2 separate regions of the Mus musculus genome follow, and region 2 is linked to region 1. A link is a contact called in ENCODE Hi-C data. All regions are on one chromosome and are shown on one strand. Each heading gives the region's core, a stretch centred on a gene start or an enhancer-like site at or near the end of the contact. The rest is flanking DNA. Distances are from core to core; before and after follow the strand shown. Region 1 holds the start of Fabp5 (fatty acid binding protein 5, epidermal). Region 2 overlaps Wwtr1 (WW domain containing transcription regulator 1).

Region 1 (6,973 bases), core at 4,367-6,866:
AAGTCACCAGTGAGCCTTTGGTTCTCAGTTTCCAGAACTGAAACAGAACAGAGGTGCCCTACAGCTGAGATATGTTTATCTCTGTGATCTTCAGCTTGGTATATGGAGCCTTAGAAGGCATCTGGAAAACATATGGAGTGCTCAGGACACATTGGTGCCTGGGCAATCTGTAGCTGTGCCTGAAACTGCTAAGAATCCTGAGATGCTTGCCACAGTCTAAAACGAAGTTCCTCACCCCAGACATGAAATGTGGCCTGGGGTGACATGGACACACTCATCAACACTCTGCCTTGTACTTGCTTACAGAGCTTGGGAGCACGTCTCGGGCTCTGCGCCGTCCTGAACACTGAAAACCGATTCATACAGCTCAGCTCAACTGCTTCTGAGAATCACAAACGCTTCAAGTGTCAGGGAGAATGTCAAATGTCTAGTTATCAGAAAACAGGAAAATGGAGGGACACGGGCACAGAGATCTAAAAATGCACGATACATCAGACAAAACATTGCCCAATCAGAAACAAATACCTGTGCTCTGGATATGGTAGCACACTGCGATCCCAGTGTCAGAGTGGGGCAGAGCTGTGGGTTGGTTCCCGGGTGAGCCATTGACATGGCCTCCTTTTCGTTGCAAAGTTCTGAAGTCCCATTATGTACAGCTCAAGCGAGTTGCCACATTTCTAAAGCTCACCTATGGCTCATGGGCCCACACTGACGGGCATGGGGCTAGGTGACCAAGAATCACTTGCACTGCCGACTAACTCCAAGGAATTCTTTTCTATTTTCTTTCTTTCTTCCTTTTTTTTAAAAGATTATTTGTTTATTTATTTATTAAATTTATTTTTTAATTAGGTATTTTCTTCATTTTCATTTCAAATGCTATCCCGAAAGTCCCCCAGACCCTCCCCCCACCCCCCGCCCCCCAGGAATTCTCTTTTCGAAATAGGGTCATGTTATGTAGCCAGGCTAACCTGAAGCTCGTGGTCCAACTGCTTGAGCACTGGAAATACAGGACTGACTAACTATAGGTAATTTCTGAGACGCCAGCATGTGGGAGGTGGTCATAGAAAAATCCAAGTTGACTAAGAGACTTTAAGGTCAGGGTCCCTGTCCACTCCAGGAAGAGACCATGCTGAGAGTGACCAAATACAGTAAGTGCACATAGCAAAGTGGGTTTTGCAACCCAGCTCTACTTCCTGTGTCCTTGAATAAGTTAGCTAGTCAAACACCCTTTCCCATATTTGCAGAATGCAGATAACAGAGTCAGCCCCTCTGACGCTGTTCTGGGGAATGTGTACCTAGTTCTCAAATGTCGACTGTGGGTATTTGTGTTTGAGACCAAGAAATGCAAGAGAGTTTCACTAAAACTCAACTCTTTACATGGTAGTACATCACATACTTCTGGGTGGAAATGCACACAGAAAGACCCGAGAGCTGTAGAGCTTTGATAACTTGTGACCAGCATTAAAGCTGGGATTGTCCTTGCACGTGTCCAGGGTTCAGATTTTCTCAGCGGATCTCAGTACATGGCAGGTCCTCCATACTCTAAAGGAGTTCCGTTGGCGTTCGCAGATGTTATAATCACACCATTTGTAAGCTTGGATCTCCCTTTATTCTATAAAATTTATGTAGCTATCATTCGATAGGAATAGTCTCAATTATTGAGTTGACAAAGTTCAAACGATTTAAGGCAAGCTTAAATGACGGGGCATGTATTCACTGCAAAAGAAGCTGGCCACGTCTACAAGTTGCTAGGATATATCAGTCATAAGGGATCCTGAAGAATACCAGAGAGCTTTTCAATTTCTAAGTGTTATAATGTATCACCAATTTTCAATTCCTTGAAGAACCCACACACATATCATAAATTAGCACTAACACGTTTATTTACTAACCAAAGGAATGATCCTGGGTAAACCAAGTTTGACATGAAGGTCCATGTAAAGTGTTTGTGATAAAGAGAACTCAACAGTCATGAAAAATAAAACCAAAGAAGTGAAGCTGTTTGTTGCATTTGACCGCTCACTGAATTGAGCATATTCACTCTGGCAGCTAACTCCTGTCCAGGATGACGAGGAAGCCCTCATTGCACCTTCTCATAGACCCGAGTGCAGGTGGCATTGTTCATGACACACTCCTAGGAGAAGAAAGATAGAGTCTCAGGCCAACTGTACATTTCAGAGCATGTGTTGTGGGCAGAATCCTATAAACGCTTGTAACCAACCTAACAGAAAAACCACATCTCAGGATTCAAACTCAAGAAGACCTAGAGCTGCTGTTTTGTTTATATGTATATTTGCTGCCCTGCAGACTAAAGCACTGGATATGATCTCTAAATTATTCATGTGTTTTGGCAAATATCCCTTACTTAAATCAATGTACCAGGAGAGGGCTGCTCGGTGGCCTGCCAGCTCTCAGGGCTCTGCTGCAGCCACATCCTGGGAATCCCATCACTTCTCCGTCCCCACAAGGGCTGCCTCAGCAATGAGGACTCTCGTTTCTAACTTGTTATTTTCAGTATTGTCCTCCTAAGTTTCCTTCTCTTGTTAAAGAACCAATGACCCGAGATGGTTATGACAACTGTGGCTGCAGGCCCAATCCCAGCATGGTGCCAGTGCTTTGATGCTCACCACGATCATCTTCCCATCCTTCAGTTTTCTTGTTATCGTGCTCTCCTTCCCGTCCCATTGCTGGTGCTGGACCAGGGCACCGTCTTGGAAGGTGCAGACCGTCTGCAAAAATACAGGGTAGTTAGTTCATCATCTTCCAAAGTGAAGGAACCCCCACGACCCACACCACTCCAACAAGTCTTCGCCTTTCCCTCTCTGAACTCCACCCCATCATACTGATTTTGTTCACAATACAACTATGTGCTTTTCGATCTAGAAACTCATAAGATGTCTTCATTTCTTAGTCCTGGGACTTTTACTAATTTATCAAAAGTCAACTCCATAAAGTAGTTTTTTCAGTCAGCCCTTGGCAGTAAGTACAGACATTGTTAATGCAATTTAATCTGTAAATCTAGAAGCTTCTGTCGCTTCACAGTATGTTGTAGCTGACCTCAGTTTTTCTGCCATCAGCTGTCGTTTCATCAAACTTCTCTCCCAGGTTACAAGAGAACACAGTCGTCTTCACTGTGCTCTCGGTTTTGACCGTGATGTTGTTGCCATCACACGTAATGATACAGTCTGGCTTGGCCATGGCAGCCATCTTCCTAAGAGCCAGTCCTACTCCTGTGGGATGGAAAATGACATAATTTGTACAATATAAGCAAGGATTCATTCCTTATCATCCCACTGGCCAGCCTCTTGTCACTCACTCACTCACTCACCGACCTGCATAGCTAGCATGTTGCTCCCATTACACATGTAAGCCTCGTGGTCATCCTGAGCTGGGGATGGGCAGGGGTGATGTCTCCACTGGACAGATGAGAGCCCGGCTTTAGCCAGAAGTGGCAGAACTCGAGGCAAGTCCCGCTCACAACAAGACTCTAATCTCAGCTACTAGCCACTGAGCTACTGGCCCTCAGAAAGTCAGGCAAGACTTTACTCCCTAACCTTAAATGACAGGACTGGCATGGTGGCACACACATGTAATTCCAGCAGCATTCCAGACATGGAGGTAAGAGGGTCAACAGTTCAAAGTCAGCCTAAGCTGCAGAGAGACCGTGTTCTCAAAACAACAATGTAAGTAAAAAAAAAAAAAAAAAAAAAACAAACAAACAAACAAAAAAAAAACAGTTGGTAGATGCTTTAAAATAAGCTTTCAATGCAAACAGCACAGTATTTTAAGTGAGTGGCATGCCTCTGGTGTCAATAAGTAGAGGGAAAACACACCCAGGGAAAGAACAAACATTTCAAAGCTGTGTGACCATGTGAGCTTCCATGGTAAGGCTTGTTCTGTATGTTAGGAACCTGACGTGCTGCTATCTGGAAACACTGTACGATTTGAGTATCTGGTTGACTTTTATGCTGTGTGGTTTGTTTATTCACAGTATGGAGTTCCACATTTCTGGGTTATGCAGTGGTTTATGTCCGTGTCCTTGATGGTAACACTCATAAGGAACCTGGGATACTTTCACAAGAAAGGAGACACTCGTCCAAGCAGGATGCTCAGCCAGGCTCCCGTGTCCCTGTGAGTCTTCTGCTGTGCTCCCCTCTACATTGCCCAGAACCTATGGGTAAGGCCTATAACCTTCCTAAGGCCACAATCTGGAGAACTAGCCACTCACAGCATAAACACCAGCTGCTTTCAAACAGTGCTCTCTACTGGCTCTCACTCACACCTGTGCGGCTTTCCACTGTGGACAAGGAAAGACACAAACCCCTAATGCATCCACATTCTGACAATAGCGTTAGCACAAACAGGATTCATCAGGAGCCAGACTTAGCCCCATAGTGTGCTGAATGTTTAAAAGAATTAAGGCTGGTTCTTAACCAGGGAGGAATACTGTGAACAGCAGCGCCTGAAGCTGCCTCCTCCTACCAGCAGTACCTCTTCCGAGAGAGTACCTTTCCGTTAACCCCATCCCACTTCCTAGCATCTGTGACAAGTGTCGATTTCGTTGTCTGTTCTGTGTTTACCAATGCATCCCTATCTTAAGAGTAGGCAAAACTGGCAACAGACAACGAGGCACTATTTCCAGTGAGGGTGAATTTGAACCTTGCCCACTCTCTGGTTAGGCTTTAAGGAGCAAGTGCTTGCTGCAAAGCCACACCCATCTTGTAGCAGTTGGCAGCCACGGCCCAGCAACAGCAGTTTCTGATTATAGTTTTCCAGCCAGGCCCAAGTCTCCTTGCTCCTCACCCTCCAGAATCAAGAGAAAGAAGTAGAACAGAACGGTCGCAAGACAACAACCATGCACAATGGATGTCTCCGCACTTCGCCCACATGCCACCAGCTGTCGACCGTGCAGCGCCGCGGGCGCCACGCCTAGCCAGTGCGGCGAGGAGAGGACCTGAGACGTGCTGCAGAGAAAGGGATATAAGCAGCATCATTCATAGCCTCTAAAGAGCTTCTGCAGAAACCACGCCCTACCACGCGGTGTCCTCTCTGAGGCGGAGATGGGGTGGAGGGGACTGGCGCCATCGAGGAACAAAAGATGGGGCAAAGGGAAAAGGAGAGTGAGTGCTGCCACGCCAGGGGAGGATGATGGGGCAGGACGGTGGCACAGGTGAGGATAGGAAGAGAAGTGGGGATAACATTAAGAGGCAACTGAGGGGCTGTTTGTAGGGGGCTCACAGCAGTACCGCTGGCACGCACCTGTGAAGGGCCGGAAGCAATGAGGGGCTGCTTCGGGGGCAAGAAGCAGAAAAGGGGAGAAGCGGGGTGACCCACCACGTGCGGAGCCGGCGACAAAGGCGGGCACTCCATCCTAACTGCCGCAAGGTGCTCCCTGCAGCTCCCCCGATCGCATGGTGGAAGGGAACCAACACATCCCCACAAGGATGAGGAGCCAGGGAGGGGTTCGGCGATAAAATCTCACCTAGCTCTTTCATGTACTCCTCAAAGCCGTGGCTTTCCATCAGGCGCCACTTCCCTTCGAGATCCTTAAGACTGGCCATGGTGGGAGGGAGAGCACAAAAGCAGCAGAGACGCGGTGGCGAGGGCGCTGTTCCGCTCCTGGCGCCATCTGCGCTTATATCGTCCTTGGTGTGGGGGTGGTGTCGGGCAGCCAATAGGAGGCGCGCCTCAGCCTGGTACCGCCCCTCGCCACGCCCGGACTTGTGCGCCTTGGGCTGTGCTGGGGGGTCTGAAGGTGCCACCCTGGCCTGGCTGCGCCGGACTGGGACGTCACGTTTCCCGCAGCTCCTGCAAGCTGCGACTCGTCTGGCGCGCCCTGTGCCTCCCTTAGTGACAGCTGCGGCACAGTCCCGTGGGCCCAGGGATCACCCCCACCCCCACCCGCGCCATCTGAGGACAGCCTGCGCGCCGTGGTCCCACTGTCCTGCCGCCTCCATTTGCTTTTGATAAGTACCTGGGAGGAACAAATTAGCCATCGCTTGGCGCTATAGGAATTGAATGGCTGATTACTGAATTAATAAACTGCAATCTCCTTAGCCCTACATCCTACTCCCTCATGAAAGAACCTTCTGACCCCACCCTCCCGCCTCCTGGGGCCTCACTGGGGCCTCTTGGTTGTCTGTCTGTGCATGCTAGACAATCCTGGCAGCAGTCTCTAAGGGAGATTACAATGCTCTACAAGTTTGTTTTCTCCACTACACTAGCAAGTTTCAGCTTAGGTAACTGTCACTTCCTGAAAAATCTTACTAGCTTCTATTCCCCGATCAGGGATCAAAACTTTTACTTCCCTCCATCCTTTGAGGGTGGCTGGCCCAGCTATGAATTAGTAAATTGCCTAGAATATACTGACTATAAAAAAAAAATTATCACTTTGATATGCACTGAAGTCCCACAAAACATAAGGCTCCAAGGACAATCCGCTGACAGTTAGATGCCATCGCCAGTCACAGAATCTGAGTGTGTGGGGAGGGGAGGCAGGGAGAGATACAGGGAGACAAAGGGAGCACATTTTATGAGACAGTGAGAAGAGGAATTGAGTAAAGGTTATGGAGCGGTCATGTAGCCCAGGCTAGCCTCTAACTCCATATGCAGCTAGTAGCTCCTGACCATCACTCTCCAGCTACCACATGCTGACATTACAGGTGTGGCCAACACCCTTGCGGAAGTTGTCATTACACAGTTACTGATCCTCACTTTCAGTGTCATTTTTAGTAAGCCACCTGTGATAGTCCATGCTTTGTTAGGATTCAGGTTTGTATTAGATAATTTGCCCAACCACAGGCCAATGTAAATGTCCTAAGTCTGTTTGAGGGCAGCTGAGCCATAATTTTTTACTAGGTTGGATATATACAATAACTCTAAGTGAATTTACTGCAGTCACGCTGCCCTGCAGCTGAGGAAGTGAACCCAGGATGGAAGACTCCTTCAGATCCACAGCACCCACACAAAAGCT
Region 2 (6,713 bases), core at 3,091-5,590, about 47 Mb before region 1:
CTATAGGCCAGTGATTTGGTCGACGACCTTTAACTTTGCATCTGTCTCATGCTTCCTATGACTTAGGTGTTGGTCATACTGTTAAACTCGTTTGGCAGGAAGCAACAGGGATGTGTTATTGTCACGTGACCTTAAGAGGCACACCATGGACTGGGGATGTTAACTTTTATCATTTTGGTTGAGAGATTTGGGGGTGGGGACAGAGTTGCTGGGTCCCTGGCTGCAGTGCATTTAATATTCAGTATGGAGAATGAGCTCTGAGGAAAAGCATTTCCATCTTCAGTCAGTGAGGTGTGCGCAGAGACATGGCGATGCCCGTGGGATGAATGATCATCAAAAGATAATATCCAGCGTGGTTCAGTTAGGCTTCTCAGCGTATTTACCTGATACAATTTACATAACAACCAATACATTGTATAGCTATCTGCATAGATAAGTTTAACTTTAGCCTATTAAAGTCTGTTATTGAATTCAGAAATATTGCTTGAATTTGCTTATATTTTCTGGCCTTATTTTATGTATAGCTTAAGGACTTGAGTTAACTCTCCTTTTGGATGTGTCTCCATGCATGCTTCAATTCATTCTGGAAACATTAGTTTGGATATTTTTACGCTACTTATTTTTATTTTTCATAGCATGAGAGCTTTTGGCATGTTTCATGAGTTCATTCTCAAACATGCCTGCATCATTTGTCAGGGTATTTGAAAAATGGTATATGCATGTCTTTTGTTGTGGCCTTTTAACTATAAGGACTTTTTGTATAGCTTTCAGGATCTTTGTTTCTTAATAAACTATGCTAGTGGTCTAAGTTCTATTGCTGTGAAGAGACACCATGTCCAAGACAACTCTTATAAAAGAAAGCACTTAACTGGGGGCTTGCTTACAGTTTCAAAGATTAGTCTGTTATAATCCGTGGCTGGCATGGTGCTGGAAAGGTAGCTGAGAATTGTACATCTTAGTCTGCTGGCATGCTTGCAGAGAGAGAGATTGGGCCTGACATGTTCTTTTGCAACCTCAAAGCTCCTCCCCTCACACGACACACGTCCTCCACAAGGCCACACCTCTTAATTCTTCTAATTCTTTTAAGCAGTTCCACACCCTGGAGACTAAGCTTTCAAATATATGAGCCTACGGTGGCCACTCTTATTCAAAGCACTATTTCTTCTTGGTGGGGAAACGAAGAGGAGAAAGAAAGAAACTGATATTTTCATTCATTTTTTCCTCCTCTTTTATAGTATGTAACATTTAAGAGAATAAAAGTAAATAACCAAGTTAAATTGGACTAAGAGGAAACTATGGCTGAAAGATGGAAAGAAGACCAAACTCATGGAGCTAACGGGAAAATGAATAACAGGAAGCCCTATTTGGTGACCGAATGGATTTGAACTTGCTGGTCTCTGATGGGTCTACCTACAAGAGACAGGTCATTCATGCGAGATAGGCCCACATGTTTTTGAGGATGAATATGCTTCTTTTTTTTTTTTTTTCTGGGTATAAAGCACAAAGCAGTGATTCCTCAAGCTTGTCTGGACACTGTCAAGCAGGGCCAGTGGGAGTTCTCAGGAGGTTTCTTGAAACCTTCCAGAATAGGTTGAGTTGCAGGCCTGATCTCAGCTTAACGCGGATCAGATTTAGACCGTTGAGAGCCACAGTTGCTGTCTTGAGTAGTTTCCATTGTTACTGACACAGCCCTTTAAAGCTCACCCTTCCCAATGAAATGTAGAGCTATAGGCATTTGTTCATTTTACCTGGGGCCAAACTTGGCCGTGTGCTAAAAGCAAAGAGCCTGCTACTTGCCACTCCTTACAAGACGGAGTTACTCCCCCTGCACACCCCCCCCCCTTTTTTTTTTACGATCCCAGCCTCCATGTAGGTCTGGGAGAGGCAGTTGAGAGACATTAGTTCTGAGCCTCCTTTGACCTAATGTGACTGAATCACTTGGCAATTTCTGGTGTCATTCAAGCAGGGTGTCTGAAGGAGATTCCTGTGCCTCTGGAATTCAGGCTAAAGTGCTGCCTTCCATAGCTTTTAGGCAGCAGTGAACCTGTATGCTGCCCCTTGCCCTCTGCCTTGGAACTCATGGACTGTATCCTTTTTACATAAGTACCATACGTCAGGGATGTTCTCACCTTAATAGCATCTTTATTAAATCTTTGAGAACTTCACACAATGCATTTTCATCATCTTCACCCCCCCACTTCCTTTAACTCCTCCCAGATCCACTTGTACCCATCTCTCTATCCCCTCCAATTTGTATCCTTTTTAATTTTAATTTAATAGCCCACTAATTCCAATTTGAGTGTCCACATACTTCTGTGTGGGGCTATCCGTTAGAATACCAACTTACCGGGAGCCACATTGTTAAAACTGATTTTCTCTCCCTCAGTTCCCGTCTACTGTCTGTAGCTCCTAAGTGAGGGTGAGAGCTCATGAGCCTATGGGGGCCACTCTTGTTCAGAACACTCCATGTTAGAATGATTGGTTTGTTCAGGCAGGCACAGTGGCTGTGAGTTCACACGCGCAGCATCCTGCCATGCGCAGAACATACTATTTAGTTGGTGTCCTCATGGGCTCCTTTCTCCTCTTCCTGGGCTATGGTCCCTAAGTAAAAAGTTATTATTTATGTGCTGTTTGTCTGACTGCCCTTTTCCAGAGGGGAAGGGACCCTGCTGTCTTTTCCATCACTGAATCTAACAGTAGAATATCAGAAACGAAACGATGAAAGGGTCAATGCCGTTTAACATCCCCAAGTCACCACTATTCATATTGATCCTTTCTATTTCTAAGGCAGTTGACTCTTACTGGACATTTGTTGCAAGCTGGGTACAGTAGTCTGTGAAATTCACAGATGTGCAAAGCCACACAGTTTGATGAGCTTTCTTCATCTTGATACCCTGGGTTAAATCATAGTTTTCTAATCCCGTGTCTGGTCCCCCTGTCCCCCAAGTGGTTCTAAACTGAAAAGTGCTGATGTCCCATTGCTATCTTTGTTAATGCCTCATCTTAATTTTTGTGATATCTCACAGAGCCAATAATTTCCAGTGTTTGATTGTTACCTGCAAGTTCCCTTTTATAAAACACTCCACCTGCTTGGACTGCCTCATGCATTCTTAATGTGGATTGTGTGACCTCTGTAAATAGGCAGGAATCGGAGTTGTCATGTCCTTTCGGGATAAAGGTACACTTACTATCTAAAGGTAGTAAAACAATTTTGTTTTCCCGAGAGTGTCCACCCATGGAAACACGTTCAGAATCAGAAGGATGCCATTCTGGAGCAGCGCAGTAAAGGTCTTAGTTTCTACTGTTCCTTACTAGAAATTGCTAAGCACACCATCTATGTAGTAGTGCTTCCTGCTGGATCACTTTGGGTAAATCTTGAGATATTCCAGCAAGTAGGTGGAATTGGGGTTGCACACTCTGATACTGCTTTAGGTGAACACACACACACACACATACACACACACCACACACACACACACACACTCTCTCTCTCTCTCTCTAAAGAAGAATTCAGGAATCAATATGACAAAAATGGGAGGGTTGGTTGTTGTGCCCCACCCCATTTTATTTTTCTGGATATGTTATAATGATAAGAGCCAGTGACCTTTAGTTAGACCTTTATGGTTAGCAAACTATACATCCGGAGAGTCTGCTGTCTAAGGAGAGCATCAAAGCCGGTGGCACAAGCCTTTGTCATCTTCCTAGCAGAGTAGAGGAGCACAGTTACTTGTGCACTGGTCTAAGAATAAGATTACTGTTTTAAATGGGCAAGCAAGATTACAAAGCAGGAAAATGATTTCTTGGTGCTTAAAATTCAAGGTTGTCTGGGAAGTAATTGCAAGTTGGGCTGTAAGTTCTTTTACTGGAAGAGTCTGGAACACTTGCAGCCTTGCAAGCTCCGTGCCAGTCTTTGGAGATTCTGTTTAGCTGAGTGTATATTGTCCTTGAGCTCTGTGCTTATCAACTGAGCCAGCTAAGAACTAAAGAACTAAAGACTAAAGACTTGAGTGTAAAGTCGGGGTTGTGAAACTTACTGGTTTAATACTTTACAGACGTTTGGAACTAATTGCACCGGAAGTGAAAAGCTGGTTTCTTCCTGTTTGTTTGTTTGCTGACGGTGTTGGATGTTAAATACTGTTTCTGGGAAGTAAGAGCTACAAGTGGCTAACTGTTGACAAAAGCTAAGAAATACACAAGGAAGAAAAGAGAGGCATCTGCAGTTATTGTGTCAAGACTAAGTCAAGGCTGCATTGTGGCTGGGTTTCCTTTCCTCTGTGGACATGTGTTTTCCATCAGACAGGGCTGCGTGACACGTGATGTTGGCCAGCATGAGTCAAACCATGCATAGCATATAAACAGAGGTTAGGAAAAGACCTGCAGCTGCACTCAGACGCTCTTCCTGCTGGAATATTTTGAGAACTTGGTACACTGGGTCTGTTTGTAAGTCAGAAACGATTTACACCTGTATGTTTTGGCTTGGCTTCTGTATCGTAACATGGTCAGTTCTAGTCTTACCTGACAGCAGTGATATGAATCCTGGGATGTAATCTTTCAAAGGTCCACCTGACTTTAAGTTCTCTCTCTCTCTTTTTTTAAATTCAGGAACAAAGTGCTGTAACTTCTGTGTGTGTAAAATTAGACCACAGTCAGAGCACCATCAAAACGTGACCCAGGTTTTCACCCTTTTAAAGGGTCTGCATGAGACTTCTTCATGAGGTAGCACAAGGGGAACTAGCTGTCGTCCTCTCCAACCTAGGTTAACAACTATTTCTGACTTCTGAATGAGGGCAGGGGTAGGGATAGGGACCCCTTAGTGATGCCTATGTAGCGTTCTGGTGCAAACTGCCCTTTCAGATTTCCTGGGGGTATTAGAATGTCTCTGTGTGATCTTAAATTCGTGAGTTGGTGGAAATCATCCGTTTTAAAATGTGTCCCAAGGTCTGTGCTAGAACCCTAGAGGTTATGAGCAGTAGCTAATATGGAGTATAGTCTCTAAAAGCTTAGTGTAAAAATTTAACATAATAGTTGACAAATGTCTGTATGGAGAAAGTGATCCCCAGAGACTTGGGAGAGCACAAAGGGGCTGACATTCTACTATGGCTGTAGTAACAGAAGCCCGAGCTCCTGGCAAGCTGCTGAATGAGCCCCTGGACATAGGGGAACCCTGGCTTCAAGCTAGATAGGGGCTCATGACAAAAAATCATTTTACTAATGAAAGTCTGATAAGCACAGGTCTAAATGGACTGACCCCATCACCTGACCTTTTCTTGGTTACAGCATACAGAGTTAATAAAATAATATGCCCTCCTCCAATAATGGGTAATTTGAAGCACATTGGCTGCCAATTTGGATTTGATGGCCTTAGTCTTAAATATCAACTGGTTGTGACACCTGGTTCTATAAGAGTTCTGTCTTGATGAGGTAACCCTGGGGCTGCTGAGAGTCACAGGCCTAAAGTCACAAGCCATTCCGTTTGGTAGGGACTTGCGCTAAATTAGTCCCGTCTCCTAGGAAACCCCTCAGTTACAGGGAAGCCAGGATGATTGGTCATACCTTAGTTTCAACACTTTTTAACTCTAAGGTCTGATTTTATAGCTCTTAGCTTCCCCTCTCTCTTGGTGTACTTAGGTTGCTAAATGTGCTACTGACGATGCAGATTAGTAAACCTCTTAGCTTACATTGTACTGAAAGACACACTGTTTTAAGGAGGAAGTTTCCCAGGTTACAAGTCCTGGGTATTATCCAATATGGCATTGGCTGGCTGCATGCTTTCTGTTTTGAGGAAGTACTACTCAATTTTCAAACACTGTGTCAGCCTCTTCTGAATTCCTGTGTTCAGAGATGATGTTAAAGGGTTGCTTGGTGTACTTGGTATAGATTCAAACCTGGCCTTGAATTTATAGAGATTCTCCTGCCTCTGCCTCTGGTGTGCTAGAATTAAAGCTATGCATACCACACTTAGCCTACAGGCATGTGCCTCCCTCCCTTCCCTCCCTCCCTCCCTCTCTCCCTCCCCTTTTCTTTTCTTTTCTTCTTTCTTTCTTTCTTTCTTTCTTTCTTAATTTTTCTTTCTTTCTTTCTTTTTTTTTTTGCATTAAAGAGATTATTTTATACAGCAAAGTTTTTCTAAGTCCCTGTGAAAACTGCTATGGGATAAAACCATCTCTGACTCTTTCCTGCTCCCAGCATGTGTGTGTGGAGACTGGATAAGAAGACCTTTCTTAATGCTTTATCATCCTTTACCTGCTGTATTCTTTGCTTTTGTTTTCTTTCAGTCTTTCCGTGTTCTAGCTGGTCTCAAACTCTGGCTTGGTTTAGGTCACTCTCCAACTTCAGTCTGTCTCCCGCCGAGGCCTGTGTGTGTGTGTGTGTGTGTGTGTGTGTGTGTTGCTTTGTTCATCTGTGACTTACTATCTTGCATAACATTCTCTAGACCCATGAAATTATTTGTTCAACATAGTAGGAGCTTAATAATTGTTGATTCATATTTAAACATTTAATTCTAATCATAATTCAGTGCTTTGCCAAGACATCTACTAAGCTGGGGTTGACCAGCATTTCTTAGCTTTCTTACTCAGGAGAGAGTCCTACAAGGTAGAGGTGTTGTAATTTTTTCTCTCTTAGAAAAGGGCAGGGAGGTTGTACAAGCCTGCAATCCCACCAACAATGGAGGAGTGTTCCTCTTTCTCCACATCCACGCCAGCATCTGCTGT

Evidence for each region. A loop is a pair of places that touch in the nucleus more often than their neighbours do.
Region 2: a loop to region 1 is called in a map of regulatory T cell, with 54 times the contacts of the local background. The contact joins the enhancer-like site here to the promoter of Fabp5 in region 1. A Hi-C loop is called at or near these places in 3 of 37 maps with a recorded cell type or tissue (T-helper 1 cell, T-helper 17 cell and regulatory T cell).

What each region holds. Positions count from the first base shown.
Region 1 is chr3:10,011,228-10,018,200 of GRCm38, reverse strand. It overlaps Fabp5 (fatty acid binding protein 5, epidermal), which reads right to left and starts at 5,616. Exons shown (of 4, transcript NM_010634.3): 1 at 5,483-5,616; 2 at 3,058-3,230; 3 at 2,628-2,729; 4 at 1,591-2,134. The coding sequence starts at 5,561. The coding sequence ends at 2,081.
Region 2 is chr3:57,485,183-57,491,895 of GRCm38, reverse strand. The region is part of intron 3 of Wwtr1 (WW domain containing transcription regulator 1); the gene reads left to right. Among named protein-coding and RNA genes, the nearest start is that of Tm4sf4, 63 kb to the right of the region's middle. Within about 2 kb of position 4,340, at least 1 of the 3 ENCODE cell types and tissues checked has a DNase peak (open chromatin) inside an H3K27ac peak, as active enhancers do.